Regions from separate parts of the Homo sapiens genome. Here region 1 is linked to region 2. The links are chromatin contacts, found by Hi-C or POLR2A ChIA-PET in ENCODE. All regions are on one chromosome and are shown on one strand. The core of a region is the stretch at or near the end of the contact, and the rest is flanking DNA. Distances in the headings are between cores, read along the strand shown. Region 1 overlaps PCNX1 (pecanex 1). Region 2 has its middle 20 kb from the start of PCNX1.

Region 1 (7,052 bases), core at 3-2,502, 110 kb before region 2:
GCGACAAAGTGAGACTCCGTCAAAAAAAAAAAAAAAAAAAATCAAGGGACAGCTAATAACATGAGTAAATGTTCAGACTGCTAAGTGAAAAAAGCAAGATACAAAACTCAAACAGTAGCACAAAAGTCACGACATGATCCTAACTCTATTTTTTTAAGTGCATATACACATGTACATTTTAAAAGACTGGAAGGAATAAATTACAACATACTAATAGTGGATATCTCTTAGTGATGAGATTGTAGATGACTTAATTTTCTTCATGGTATTTTCCAGTATTTGTCAACTTGTATTTCTGTTGTAAGGATGGGAAAAGCACATTCTACTTTTACCAAAACGAAGTAGAATATAGCCCTTAAACCTCTTAATACTTCTTCTTTTGAAATATAATGAAGTATTTTTATTGTTTTGATAAAAATAAACATTTTACTTTCATTTATATATACTTTGTTGCCCCTCACCCCCCAAAAATGATCAAAGAATAGAATTTATTATTTTTTTGTACTCAAAACAATAATAAAGGACAAAATCAAGGTTGCTGCAAAAGGATGTAACTTTTTTGTTCAGATGAATGAAAATAATCTACCATAACATAAGGAACTGACATATTAACTCTAAGATCCCTTACAGTCCTCTGACTCTGTGTTAATAGTAACAAGGACAAGTACTAATAGCCCAAAATGCTAGAGTAGTATATACAATCTTTTTTAAAACACCAAGACTAACTCTAATAAAAGTCACTAAAAGTACTGTTGATCACCTGAGTCTCTGCTTTTTAAAGTAGAAAATCTAAAAGCTTCCAAATTATATTTCTGCTATGAACTGCTTAATAGGAAGAGCAATGTTGCCAGGTTTCCTTCAATAATTCTCCTACAGCCAACTACATTTTCAAGTTAACAAGCTCTAGAATAAAGCAGATTACCTCAAAGAATACCTCCTTTGTCAATCCTTACACAGTAATAAAACAAAAGAAAACCTAAGGAAAATCAATTCAAGCATCACTTTTTAAAAATCAGATACATTAAGAAAGTCTTAATCAGAGAAATACTACTCATGATATATACATGCTTTGTAATTACGTCTTGATAAATATAGAACTCTTGTCCTCATTTCTTGTCAACATTGTAACAGTAATTTTTAAATTTTTCACATAAAGACAAAATAATAGCTTCATATACACTTTCAAAGCATTTCCTCACCCCAACCACTAATTTCATACACAGAAAAAACCACAGGCAATGTTTCCTGTTCTATCTGATCTCATCTAGAACATTTTGTTTGAGATGTTGTGTTACAAATTAAGAGTGTAACTACCAGCTATAATGGCAAGTTTCATCACTGCATCAACTTATTAGTCTTAATTTATAAGAGAAAACTAGGATTAGTAACTGAGAAGTGCCAAATTCTATAGAAAAGATTAGCAGATATAAAACAGAACTTTAAGGCTACCTGATTCAGTCTCTTGTGTGACTTAATCTGGGCATTACTAAGTCACAGCTTGTTTTATTTAGAATTTTTGTAGTTTAATTCAGAAAACAGTATAAAATCAACAACAAATAGCAATTCCAACAAAAGACCAATCAGAAGAAAATTAACCCTTAATATGTGGTCTTTAAAATAAAGAGCAACATATTACATTGAAGAATTTGAGAAATTCTGATAGAAATATCATTTCCAAAGATATTAACTTCCAAAACTCATCCAACACTTAAGTCATTTGAACCCAATTTCTTTTTAATTAGGTACACATGGAAATGAAAGCTATAAATAGGAAAGAAAACTATGTCAGTTTTTCTTTTTTTTTTTTTTTTTTTTTTGAGATAGGGTCTCACTCTGTCACCCAGGCTGGAGTACAGCGGCGCAATCTTGGTTCACTGCAACCTCCGCCTCCCAGATTCAAGCAATTCTTGTGACTTAGCCTTTTGAGTAACTGGGATTACAGGCACGTGCCACCATGCCAGGCTATTTTTTGTATTTTTAGTAGAGATGGGGATTCACCATTTTGGCCAGGCTGCTCTAGAACTACTGACCTCAAGTGATCTGCCCGTCTTGGCCTCCCAAAGTACTGGGAGTACAGGCATGAGCCACCGAGCCCAGCCTAAGTTTTTCCTTTTAAATTAAGCCACTTATAATTCAAATTCTAAAATTAATCATGATTAACAATTTTGCTTGCTGAATACAGATGATACAAGTACTTTTTCCTCTGTTTAATAAGCTACTAATAAAATCCTCATAATACTATTTTTAGTGAATTTTTCCATGATGTCTGATGTTCTCTGGTAACCTTAAAATGCCAGAGAAATAAGGATTCTCGGGGTTTAGTATAGGAAATGAATATGGTTACCTATTGTGACACCACAAAATAAAGATGTAGAAAACACAGTTTAGGAAAACTATCTAGGCTTAGAATTAAACAATGTCTGATTCAGAGTTTTTTTTTAATGCAAAACAGCATACGTACATGTACATACACAAACATATGCACTCAAACATGTATGTGTGTATGTATGCTTTATATAAACAAATTATGCATATGCATATACCTTCACATGTAAAAACTGGTTAAAAATTTTTAATAGAGGAAGCTAAATTTGGAAGGAAGCAATCCTGTGTAAATACTCCACTTTTAGGGAATATCATAGCTAACTTTAATATATTTGAGTATAAAGTACCCAAATTCATTCACGTATTTTCATTCACATAATTCACTGCTAATTAAAATCAAGTAGAAAATTAAACCACACAACAAAACTATTCTAGCTTCTCTACCAATTCCTTTAAGTTCAGTTGCAGTTCATTTTCAGAATCTTTTTTGGCCAACTTTATAGGCATTGGAACAGGTATACACTCCATTGATTGTTTTGTGCTAATTATTACTAAGTATTCAATTTGGCACCATTCAAATACGATAGAGCGAGACCTAGTTTAAGGTGGCAGTTAACAGAAAAGATAAAATCCAAATTACAAGAGAATATCCTGAATATCCACCAACAGATGCTAAAGTCGTCTCCAATCAGAAGAGGTTTTTTCAATCTTCAGAACTGGAAAGGCAGTTCATATGTAAGTATTTTCAATAATTGGCATGTGGATTTAGAATGAGACTTTATCATTAAAGCTTGCTTAACAAATTTTTTGAGCAAACTAAGAATTCTTATGGAGGACAATCATCTACTGTTTCATTTTATGCTTGATCTAAGTCTAAAACTCTGAAAGGGATTAAAATGAAGCCTTTTATTTTAGCTGATCTACTACTATAAAGCCAATGAACAATGAGATGGTAACTGTAATTTTATATCTGCAGATTCACAAAAATCCTTTGGGTTGAGCAAAGAGAAATAGCAATATAAAGTTATTACATAACTGAATATATTTACAACTGAAGAAGTATTGCTTACAACTAAAACAAGTAGCTAAACTGGAGTCTACCTCATTCTCCCTCAAGCAGCCTCCTTATAAATATTCTTGCCTCTACAAATTACAAACTCAAAAGCAAAAGCATTCCAAATTTAAAATGTTTTATTGCTTTCTCATTTTATTTAGAAATCACCATACATTCTAATGTTATAAATATCTTAGATTACCATTTTCAAGTGTCTGTGAGATCTGAACATGACACTTTTCATCGATATGCATACGTACTTAATACCTCTCTACAACTCAGCATTTTTACAAAATAGAAAAAAGAGTCAATGAATAGGTAGCATATAAAATTTTATTAAATCCTAATTTGGGCAACTTATACCTCATATCCTTCCAGTTGAAACAGTAACTGGATTATCATGTTTATAAGTAAAAAGCAATTATAACATGAATAAACAAAATCACAATGAGTAAATGCTTTCAAGTGAATTATTTCTGAATAACTAGATTTTCTTCATTATATTTACTTAAACCATTACTAACCTGCATTCTGAGAACAAGACAGCTAGATTATACAGAGACACAGAAACCAAAGTAACATAAAGTATCACCCTTAAATAATGCATAAGACAGATATCTGAGTAGGTATGTATCACTGATGTTTAATGATATCACACTTCTGAGAATTAATTATTCAATAATTTATATGTTTATAGATATATTGACAAGAACAAGAAATAAACTTTATAAAGTTATTATGTGACATTAGTACGGAGCCATGATGTCCTTAGAGTACTGTATTTTGAATTAAAATAAAACCTACTACAGATGACGAACATAGTGTGAAATATAGAATATCTTAAAGAAAGATTCTATAGTGGCAGACAATTAGAAAGCACTTTTCCCTTTCCTAAAGCACATTCAAAATATTCAAAGAAATTAAAGTTTAGTAAGAAACTTTTTTTTTAAAAAAGTCAACGTTTTCTCCTACATGGTACAAATGCCTGGGAAAAACAGAATTGAGTGTGAACATATATTAACACTTTAACTACCTATTAAAAATGGACATGACCAAAAGAAAATGCAGAATAAGAGTAGAGAGAAACAGAAAAGGAAAAAGCAAAAAGTCACATTTTCCTAACACATAGGGTAAATCCTATGTAAAAAGTGCTCCTATGCATAGTTCCAAAATGAAACTATCTCAAAAAAGAACTGCAATTGTTACCCATCATCTGCTGCATTAAAGTTTTTGTATCATCAAGATTACATAAGGCCTGCATACCAAGTTCATCGTGCAAACTGCTACCGCCTACAGCAGATGCATTGTCATGTGATGCTTCTAAGTGGACACTCCCATTTCTCACCAGCAAGGAGGCACTAGCACTGAGCACTGCAGCCTGGGAAGGGGGGCGGGACTGGACTTTGACCTGGGCTGTGGACTGCTGGCCTTGCTGACCATCTTGAAGGCTAGGAAAAAACATGGATTGGGGAGACATTACAGGGAAGAAAAGAGAAAACAATACCTAGAATGAAGTCAACATAGAAAACTGATTTCAAAAAGGCACTTTTTTTCAACATAACCTAAGAAAGCGCCAACAAACTTTGCAAAATATACAGATTACATTGCCAACTTAAATCTTCTGGTCCTTACAAATTTGATTTGAAGAGACAAATGCAGTCAACATTAAATGTACATGTAAATTGGTCAATCTGCGACTTTTTTCCACCTCAAGCCAACTAAATTCTAGTGTGAGGAAAAAGAAAGCAGCAAAAAAGAATCATAAGTACATTCAATATATGTGTGCTGCAGCTGGCCCCAACAGATAAGCCCTATGTTTCAGTTAAATATGCACTTTCATTTATAGCCTTGTAATAACTCTAGAATTGTTCTTTCAAATATTCTGAGATCTCAAACTCACAATAAAACAAGTTTATATGCACTTGAAAACCAAATAATCTTATCAAATGCAACCAAAATAACAATCTTGAATCAAAAAGAATCACAAACTAGCAAGAAAACCAGAATAACTGACTCAACCAATGAAATACAAATTGCCATGGAATATAGTCAGAGGTAGACTTAATATAAAGTGTTATCTATAAAAAGCTTACATCTTTCTGAAATAAGGCCACGTGCTTTATATACAAGTATTAGTTACGTTCCCATAACAAATTTTGTTATTTCTTCTTCCAAACCATATTCCAGTCTCATTTACATGGATCCATCATTTTAGAAAATCTTTAAAATAATTGGGAAACTAGTAATTTCTCAAAGGATATTAGGCCTAAGTTTGATACAATTTTTAAATACTTGGTATTTTGAGATTAAAATTATTTATTAGAAATTTTAATACAAATTATCCAAATTAAGAGACTATATTAACTTATTTTATACTTTCATATTTTTATGATACTATGAATTTTAATGTTCTCAGTATAATATTTAGTCAAATTTAAACTGACAAAACTCATGAAAAAATGTTTTGAGTATAATTATTATTCTCTACATGATGTTCAATGCAACTCTGCAATCTGTCGATTGAAGTTTACCTTTAACAATCCCAGAGTCTGCAACTAAAATTATTAGACCTCTAGAATGAATAAAAGAATCCTACTTAGAATGGCCTTATTCAGTTACTTTATCATTTTTCATGAGTATCAACATCTCTCTAATCCTTTGAATTCAATGTAATTGTTTCTCTAGTACACATAAAACAAACTCATGTATTGCAGAATGACCATGAAATAAAAGGCTATGTTGAAACATACATACATACATATATATATATATATATATATATATATATATATCTTAAGCCTGTGGTTATGATAATAGAATATATTCTGGAACTATGCTGTCTGATACAGTAGCCTGTGACTATCCAAATTAAAACTTAAGTTCCTTGGTCCTGCTAATATTTCAAATGCTCAGTAACTACATAACATACCTAGTGCTACCAGAGCTAATAGCTACCAAAGCAGGCAGTAGTGAGTAGTTAGTGTCTACCATATAGAACAGGGCAGATTATAGAATATTTCCATCATCCCAGGAAGTCCTATTAACCTGCACTACTTCATTTCACCAATGAAAAGTACACATTCCAGGCAGAGGATAGGAATGCACACAACATATGAAAAAACTAAGTCTACAAATGTGGACTTGTCAGTCCTTACTGGCATTATTTTTTAAGCCATAATGATAAAAGTATTTATTTAATAATTTCTTCAGACTGGAATATTTGTAGAATAGATATAAATCAACAGATAAATCTTGGGAACTAATATAATCAGATAAGGTTTTCATCTTCCATACATACATAATTTGTTACTCTTCCTCAGAATCTATCTAAACTTATCCACAAACCTTACCAAAAAGGACAAATTTCACAAGGAAGAAAATACTGAGAAAAAAATGTTTAAGTAGTAGTTCAGGTACCACGTCCCTGTGTCCCTTCCGATTCAGAAGACACAGAATTTTACAAAATACGTACTCAACAAATTTTTCTATCGATTTTTTTTCACTTGACATCATAAGCCAAGTTGCCATATGGCAGCTAGATGTATTTTGGCATGAACGCATTTGAGTATATGCTCATCTTCAACACAGAGATGCACAATGTATATCCAATATACAAAAAGGTTTTTAAGATATTAGACAATGCATAAAAATCAACACCAGAATTAAAAATAAA
Region 2 (6,796 bases), core at 3,007-5,506:
CACCCCCAGGGCCCCAATTCTGCTTTTCTTCACTTAAAAAACTTCAAGCCAGGCCAGGTGCAGCGGCTAATGCCTGTAATCCCAACATTTTGAGAGGTTCAGGTGGGCAGATCCCTTGGGCTCAGGAGTTCGAGACCAGCCTGGGCAACATGGCAAAACCCTGTCTCTACAAAAAATATAAAAAATGAACTGGGCATGGTGGTGTGCATCTGCAATCCCAGCTGGGGCTACCCAGGAGGCTGAGGCGGGAGGATCAACTGATCTTGAGAGGTCAAGGCTGCAGTGAACCGTGATTACACCACTGCATTACAGCTTGGGCGATGGAGTGAAACCCTGTCTCAGAAAAAATTTAAACCCTCAAATCATCCCTCTTCGGTGAAGCCTTCCTTGACCTCTCCAGCACTTACTAATTTTTATTTTTCTTAATACCTATGACTTGTACATAACACAGTAAATGGACACAGTAGACATATTTCTGTCTCATGTGTGCTGACCTTTTCTTCTCAAATAGATTATAAACACTTTGAGGACGGGACTCATTTTAAACTTCTTGAAATCATCTGCCAAATTCTGTGATTTGGTGATTAGCCCGGCTAGGATCAACTTAGGCCCTAGAGTATCTCTATAGTTGGGGAGAATGTAAAAAGCTTTAGAGGTACTAAAAACGCAAAAATGAAAAGCAGAGTATGAGTTTCTCAGCATGATAGCATCAAATCAGCCTTGCTACTGGACCTACACAAACCTTTTCTTTGATTCTAGTAGCCAGTCTTATTCCTGAAGATCAAGTCCCTAACAGCCTGTCCGTAGGTCCCTTTTCAGTGACTCTTGTTGATATCTCATTTGTTCTAGATTGTGCGCTTTCTCTTGCTAATCCTTTAAAAAAAAAAAAGAAACCCAAATCCTGCCTCTGAACCTCACCCTCGAAGGTGCAGTCCCTGCTACCCACTATCCTGAGCAGCCCCTTTGGATTTCATGACTGCCCAGACCTCTGTAGTGCGTGGGCTGTGCTCCACCCACCTGTAGTTAATCTCACACCCTACCTGGCACTGGCTGGCCAGTCTGCTTCTTTGGTCTGCCTCTTTCTGCCAAGATCTTCTGGAAACGCCTGCCTTGCTCCTGGGCTCCTGGCTGGTCCCCGCATCCTTTCCATTTTGCCATCAACTAAGCCATCATTCTCAGATTTAAGAAAAAGAATTCCCCTCAATATTAAAGACACAGCAGACACATACACGTGCAAATACCCATAGTCATAAGTTCCTTTATCATTGAGAAAATTTTTACTACCTTCCTAAATTTATATTCTCCCTTTTCAGGCATTTAGCATCATCTCTAGGTCTTCCAATGTTATGCTTGGAATTTTCTTTAAATAAAAGTGGCCCTTAGAGGTCATTTACTCCAACCTTCTTATTTTACTCCTGGTCTCTACTACCCTACCTTTACGCATCTATTTAGAAGCTAGTGGCACAGGATTTTTGCTAATGATGCCTTTATTGAGGGATTTTCTTTGTCTGTTAGTAAATTACCATGATGCTAGAAGATTTTACAGAAAGTCTCAACTTAGTAATCAGCTACCATCAAAATACATTTATCTATTATTAAGGTAAGACAATTTCCTTCTCAGCCCCAGAAGGGAGGCACATGCACACAAGTATGCACACACACACACACTCACAATGTGATCAGCCAGCTCTCTGTCTGGAAAAATCAAAATACCTCCCAGCTGGAATGACAGCATCATTTTATTAACGCTGAAATAGGAGGGTGATAAAGCAAGTCTCAGCAGGCATAGCAGAAATGCACTGCTTTTATGATTCATATTTCAAAAATGATGCCATGGGAGCAAAAATGCAAAGCAGAGCTTATTATATGCTAGCAAAAATGGAGTGAAGGGTAGTCACCTCAGCTGTGCCTTTTAAGCTCTAAAGGAAGCAACACCACTACCAATTTTCTCTCCTCACCCTGAGGTTGCAACAGACACTTGGATTTGTCTACAGCCATTACTTCATTGTTCTCTGTGCTGTGAGTGGGCTAAGAAAATGATGTTGTTTCCTGTGTGATGATCTTGCTAGAGCTTTGGAGGTACTAAGGAGAATTGCAAAGAAACAGAATCATTAGTACAGTCATCCTTCATCCCTAGTTGTGGGGGGTGGGGAGAAATTGCTTCCAGGACTCCAGGATACCAAAATCTGGGGGATGCTTAAGTCCCTAATATAAAATGATGTAGTACTTGTATGTAACCTATGCACATCCTCCCATAGTTTAAATCATCTTTAGATTACTTATAATATCTAATACAATGTAAATGCTATGTAAATATGTGTTACACTGTATTATTTTTATTTTTATTGTGTATTATTATTATTTTTTTAGTGTTTTTCACCCTCAGTTGGTTGAGTCTGTATATACAGAACCTGTGGATATGGAGGGCCAGCTATATTGTCCTCCGTAGCGCCACCTCTTGATGAGGGGCTGTTGTTGGCCCCTGCAATAGACTGAATGTCTGTCCTCCCCAGATTTATATGTTGAAACCTAATTCTCCTCATGATGGTATTTGGAGGTGAGACTTTTGGGAGGCGATGAGATGTAGCCCTCATGTATGGGATTAGCACCCTTTTAAAAGAGATCCCAGAGAGGTCCTTTGTCCCTTCTGCCATGTGAAGACAGCCATCTATGAACCAGGTAACAGGCTCTCACCAGACACAAAATCTGCTGGCACCTTGATTTTGGACTTCCAAGCCACCAGAACTGTGAGAAATACATTTCTGTGGTTTATGAGCCATTCAGTGTATAGTATTTTGTTATAGCAGCCCAGATGAACAACACAACTATGCTTTCCAAACCCAGAATCCACAGGGTATGTGTGCTGCTTCTCTCTCTGCTTTGCTTGGGGAGAAAGGAATATAAAGGACCCCTGGGAATCCCTTCCCCTGGAGGTTTCCAGCTGCCTGCTTTTGACTTTGACTTCTCTTCTCTCACATGCAAGTAAAGAAAACAATACTGGGTTAACATTTTCTAAGCTGTACAACCTTAGGACAGTGCCATTGGAAGGAAAATAGGCTAGAAATCAGAAAAGATGGGCTTGATTCCAAAGATTTCAGTCAGATCTTTGACGTCAAGATATCACAAACCCTCCTTCTTCAAAGTGCAGGCACTGTCTGTTGGCTCACATCATCCGTGAGCACTTAGAGTTCCTTGAGTAAGAAGTACTGCCTTCTATAAACATCTCTGCATCTGGAGACTTATTCCTGGACATTGCTAATGAGTCAGTGAAAAACCCCAAATGATCTATGTATCAATTCCTGTTTTACACTTTCAGTTTATACAATAAATGAGAAAAAGGGCTAAGCTCAATTTGCTGGAAGTTGACAGTCCATTTTTATTTTGAAATCATTGTTGGTAATTTCATACCAAAGGAGAGGCTTACAGCAAGAGAGTAGAAATGAAAGCAGAAATGAGAAAGCTTATATAGTCTCAATTTCGATGACTCTAAAAACATTGATCAATCAACAATGCAGCTCATCCAGGAAAACCAAAACACTTTGTGGTAGGCAGAATTCTAAGCCCCTAAGGTTTCCTGCCTCTGGGATCTGTGAGCCTTCTCCCACTTACTCAATCAAACAGCAACCTAGATTCTGCTGTGAAGGGATTTTGCAGATGTAATTAAGGTCCCAAGATAGGGAGATTGTCTGGGTGGGCTTGATCTAATAGCACGAGCCCTTTAACTCTGAGTCTGGAGGTCAAAGACAGAAAAAAATCAAAGAGGTTTGAAGCATGAGAAGAATTCAACAAAGGGGAGATTCTCTATTGCTGACTATGAAGATAAAAGGACCAAGTGGTAAGAAATGCGGCAGTTTCTAGGAACTGAGAGTGGCCCCCAGCTGACAGCCAGCCAGGAAACAGGGACCTCAGTCCCCCAACCGCAAGAAACTGAATCTGTGACAACCAGAATGAGCTTCCACAAGGCCCTTGAGCTCCAGATAAGAACACTGCCCAGCTGACATCTTGATTTAGCCCTGTGAGGAGATCAGTGGAGTCACACCCTTCCCAGTTCTGGGGGAAAACCTGTAAAGTAATGAATGGGGAGTTGTTTTAAGGGGATAAATTTATGATGATTTAGTATGCAGCATAGAACTAAAATCCACACTTCCTGAATGGTTTTAAAGCCTCTTAGCCTAACCCTAAGACCAAAACCCAACCTCCTTCAAAGAGAAACCTGCCAACCACTGTGAACCAAATCTATCAGACAAGTCTCTTGTGATTCAAATTATAACCCACGGCCCGACAGCATACATGTGGCCTAAGAAATGCAGCATCTCAGGTCCCATCTGGATCTACTGAATCAAAACCTTCATTTTAACAAATCGCCTGGTGACTTATATACACATTAAAGTGTGAGAAGCACCAGTTAGCATTTTAATGCAGAGCTGGAGATCTGGAATCAGCAAAACCCATGTTCCCAAGCTGGCTCTACAGTTTTACTAGCTATGCGGACTTAGACAAGTTACTTAACCTCTCTGAACTTCTATTAATCGGTAAAATGGAGCAGGTAATAGTACTGACTTTATAGAGTTGTGGTGAGGATTAAATGGGACAGTATGTAAAGTGCTTTAGCCCTGCATTTTGGCCTGTCGTTAGCCTGGCAAACAGTAAGGGCTTAATAAATTGTTGCTTATTATTGGATTGGGCAGTAATAGCATCAATTGAATGTAGAGGGAGCAGGTAAACTGTATCAGTTGGAAACTTGCAGGATCACTGTGGCTGGCATCCTCTGATTAAATATGTTGTCACGCAGCTCCTCAGAGACTGCAAAAGGTTGTGACCTTGGTTTTCTACCTAACACAAGGCTGGGTCAGCCATGCCATTCCATCCCAATGCCTGTAACCATCTGTGTATCCCCCGACCCTCTCCCTTGTCGGTATTTAACCTCACTGGGCTTGACCTCACTTAGCTAATGAGATCTGGCCAGAAACCATGGAGATGGTTGTCAGCAACTCGGGGCAGGTGGTATCCCTGAATACCAATGGCAGCTCAATCCACAGAAAAGATGAAGAGATGTGCCAGGGGCAAAACACAGCCTGTTGAACTGTTTTAACAGAAATCTAAGGTTCTTCTTATTTTTGTTGGAGGGAATGATGGCAATGGTGACAATGGTGTTGGCATTACTGAGTATAAGAATGAATGTATAAATCAACAGTGACAAATGAGTAATACATAAGCCAGAGAGCTTTTGTGATCAATTCTGCAGAGGCCCGTTCCCCCTCCTGGTGGTTTCTCTGTTCTTGGCAAAGACTCCTCTCACTTGCTTTATTTCTCAGCCTGAGCCACAGCAATCTCTATAGTTCAATATAAATAATGAGGGTGATATTGATAATAACAATAGCTCTCATTTATTGAGTGCTCCAAGTGCCAGGCACTCTTCATATATTATTTATACTCCTTATAACAACTCTTTGAGGTAGACATTATTATGTTCCTTTTTAGCCAAGGAAACAGAAGCCTCAGAGAGGTTAAGTGGCTTGCCCAAGTTTACACAGCAGATAAGATAGTCTTGGATTCAAACCTGAGTCTGTTTGACTCTGAAACCTGTGCTTTCTTCGCTTTATCTCCGCAATACAGCTGTCATCCTTGACTGGGCTCTTGGCCCTTTGCCTGGACACTGTATCTGGGCCTTCGATACTACTGCCCAGTCAGCTCCTGAGCTGCCTTGCTCCTGTCCTTCCAGGTTTGCACCGCTTTGGCTTCTGTCTTTGCTCAGATGCTCACCTGTCTGGCCCCTGGAAACATATGGCGCTCACCTATTTCTTGTCGGTCCACATGGTTCTGCCCGTGGGTTTTCTAATCTCACTGCTCATAAGCAAGCTTGCTGGGCCTGACTCATGAAGGAGTGGCTTGATGCTCCCAGACTCTGGGTAACTGTCCCTCATTCTAGACCCTCCTGCCTCATAAGTAGAGTCTCCCCTATCATCCAGCCTGGCTCACCATTGCAGAAGAATGTTTCCTGCCTGTGTCAGAGAAACCAGCCACCTGGGTTCTTCTATCTGCTCCTGCTGTGCTCTGTCTTGAATACTCTTCCTTTCTTTCAAAACCACATTCTATTGCTCAGCTCATACCTGACTCAAAACCCAACCTACTGCCCACAGACTAAGATCTCGACCTGGAATTATATCCTATTACTATCTGGCCTCACTGACCCTTTCAAGTTCCAACCTTATTTTCCAGCCAATTGTTTCCCATCCTTTCTCTGTGATTTTCTGCTCGGCCTTTTCTCCTGCTCTTCTCTGCCAGGAATGCTCATTTCCTCTGTGCTAGTTCAGGATCATCCAAGATCTAGCATAAAATCCATCTTCTTTACAAAAAATGGCCCTAACCTTCCCAGCTGGAAATGGTCTCTTCCTTTCATTGATCTACTGTGGCACTGTATCTAGTGACACCTAACAGTTTTCTACATTTTGCCGTAGTTAATTGTATACATATTTTTTCTCCCCTTTTACACTATAAGGTCTCTGAGAACAGAGAGCATCTGATTTTTTTTTTCTTTTTTCTTTTTTGAGACAGAGTGTCACTCTGTCGCCAGGCTGGAGTGCAGTGGCACAATCTCGGCTCACTGCCTCCTGGGTTCAAGCAATTCTCCTGCCCCAGCCTCCCGAATAGCTGGGACTACAGGTGCACGGCACCAAGCCCAGCTAATTTTTGTATTTTTAGTAGAGACGGGGTTTCACCATATTGGTCAGGCTTGTCTCGAGCTCCTGACCTCAGGTGATCCACCCACCTCGGCCTCCCAAAGTGGTGGGATTAT

What was found. Hi-C counts contacts between places; a loop is a spot of excess contacts on that map. ChIA-PET counts read pairs that join two places held with the same protein, here RNA polymerase II (POLR2A). Pooled maps may share reads with other maps.
Region 1: a loop to region 2 is called in a pooled map, with 3 times the contacts of the local background. The contact joins two enhancer-like sites. A Hi-C loop is called at or near these places in 5 of 50 pooled maps. POLR2A ChIA-PET finds 5 or more read pairs at or near these places in 4 of 52 experiments (CD4-positive, alpha-beta memory T cell, HEK293, activated CD4-positive, alpha-beta T cell and 1 more).

What each region holds. Positions count from the first base shown.
Region 1 is chr14:70,993,516-71,000,567 of GRCh38, reverse strand. PCNX1 (pecanex 1) reads right to left here. Exons shown (of 36, transcript NM_014982.3): 8 at 4,643-4,827. Among named protein-coding and RNA genes, the nearest start is that of PCNX1, 90 kb to the right of the region's middle. Within about 2 kb of position 1,252, at least 3 of the 41 ENCODE cell types and tissues checked have a DNase peak (open chromatin) inside an H3K27ac peak, as active enhancers do.
Region 2 is chr14:70,883,976-70,890,771 of GRCh38, reverse strand. No RefSeq gene overlaps it. Among named protein-coding and RNA genes, the nearest start is that of PCNX1, 20 kb to the left of the region's middle. RefSeq lists an enhancer at 3,159-3,468. Within about 2 kb of position 4,256, at least 12 of the 41 ENCODE cell types and tissues checked have a DNase peak (open chromatin) inside an H3K27ac peak, as active enhancers do.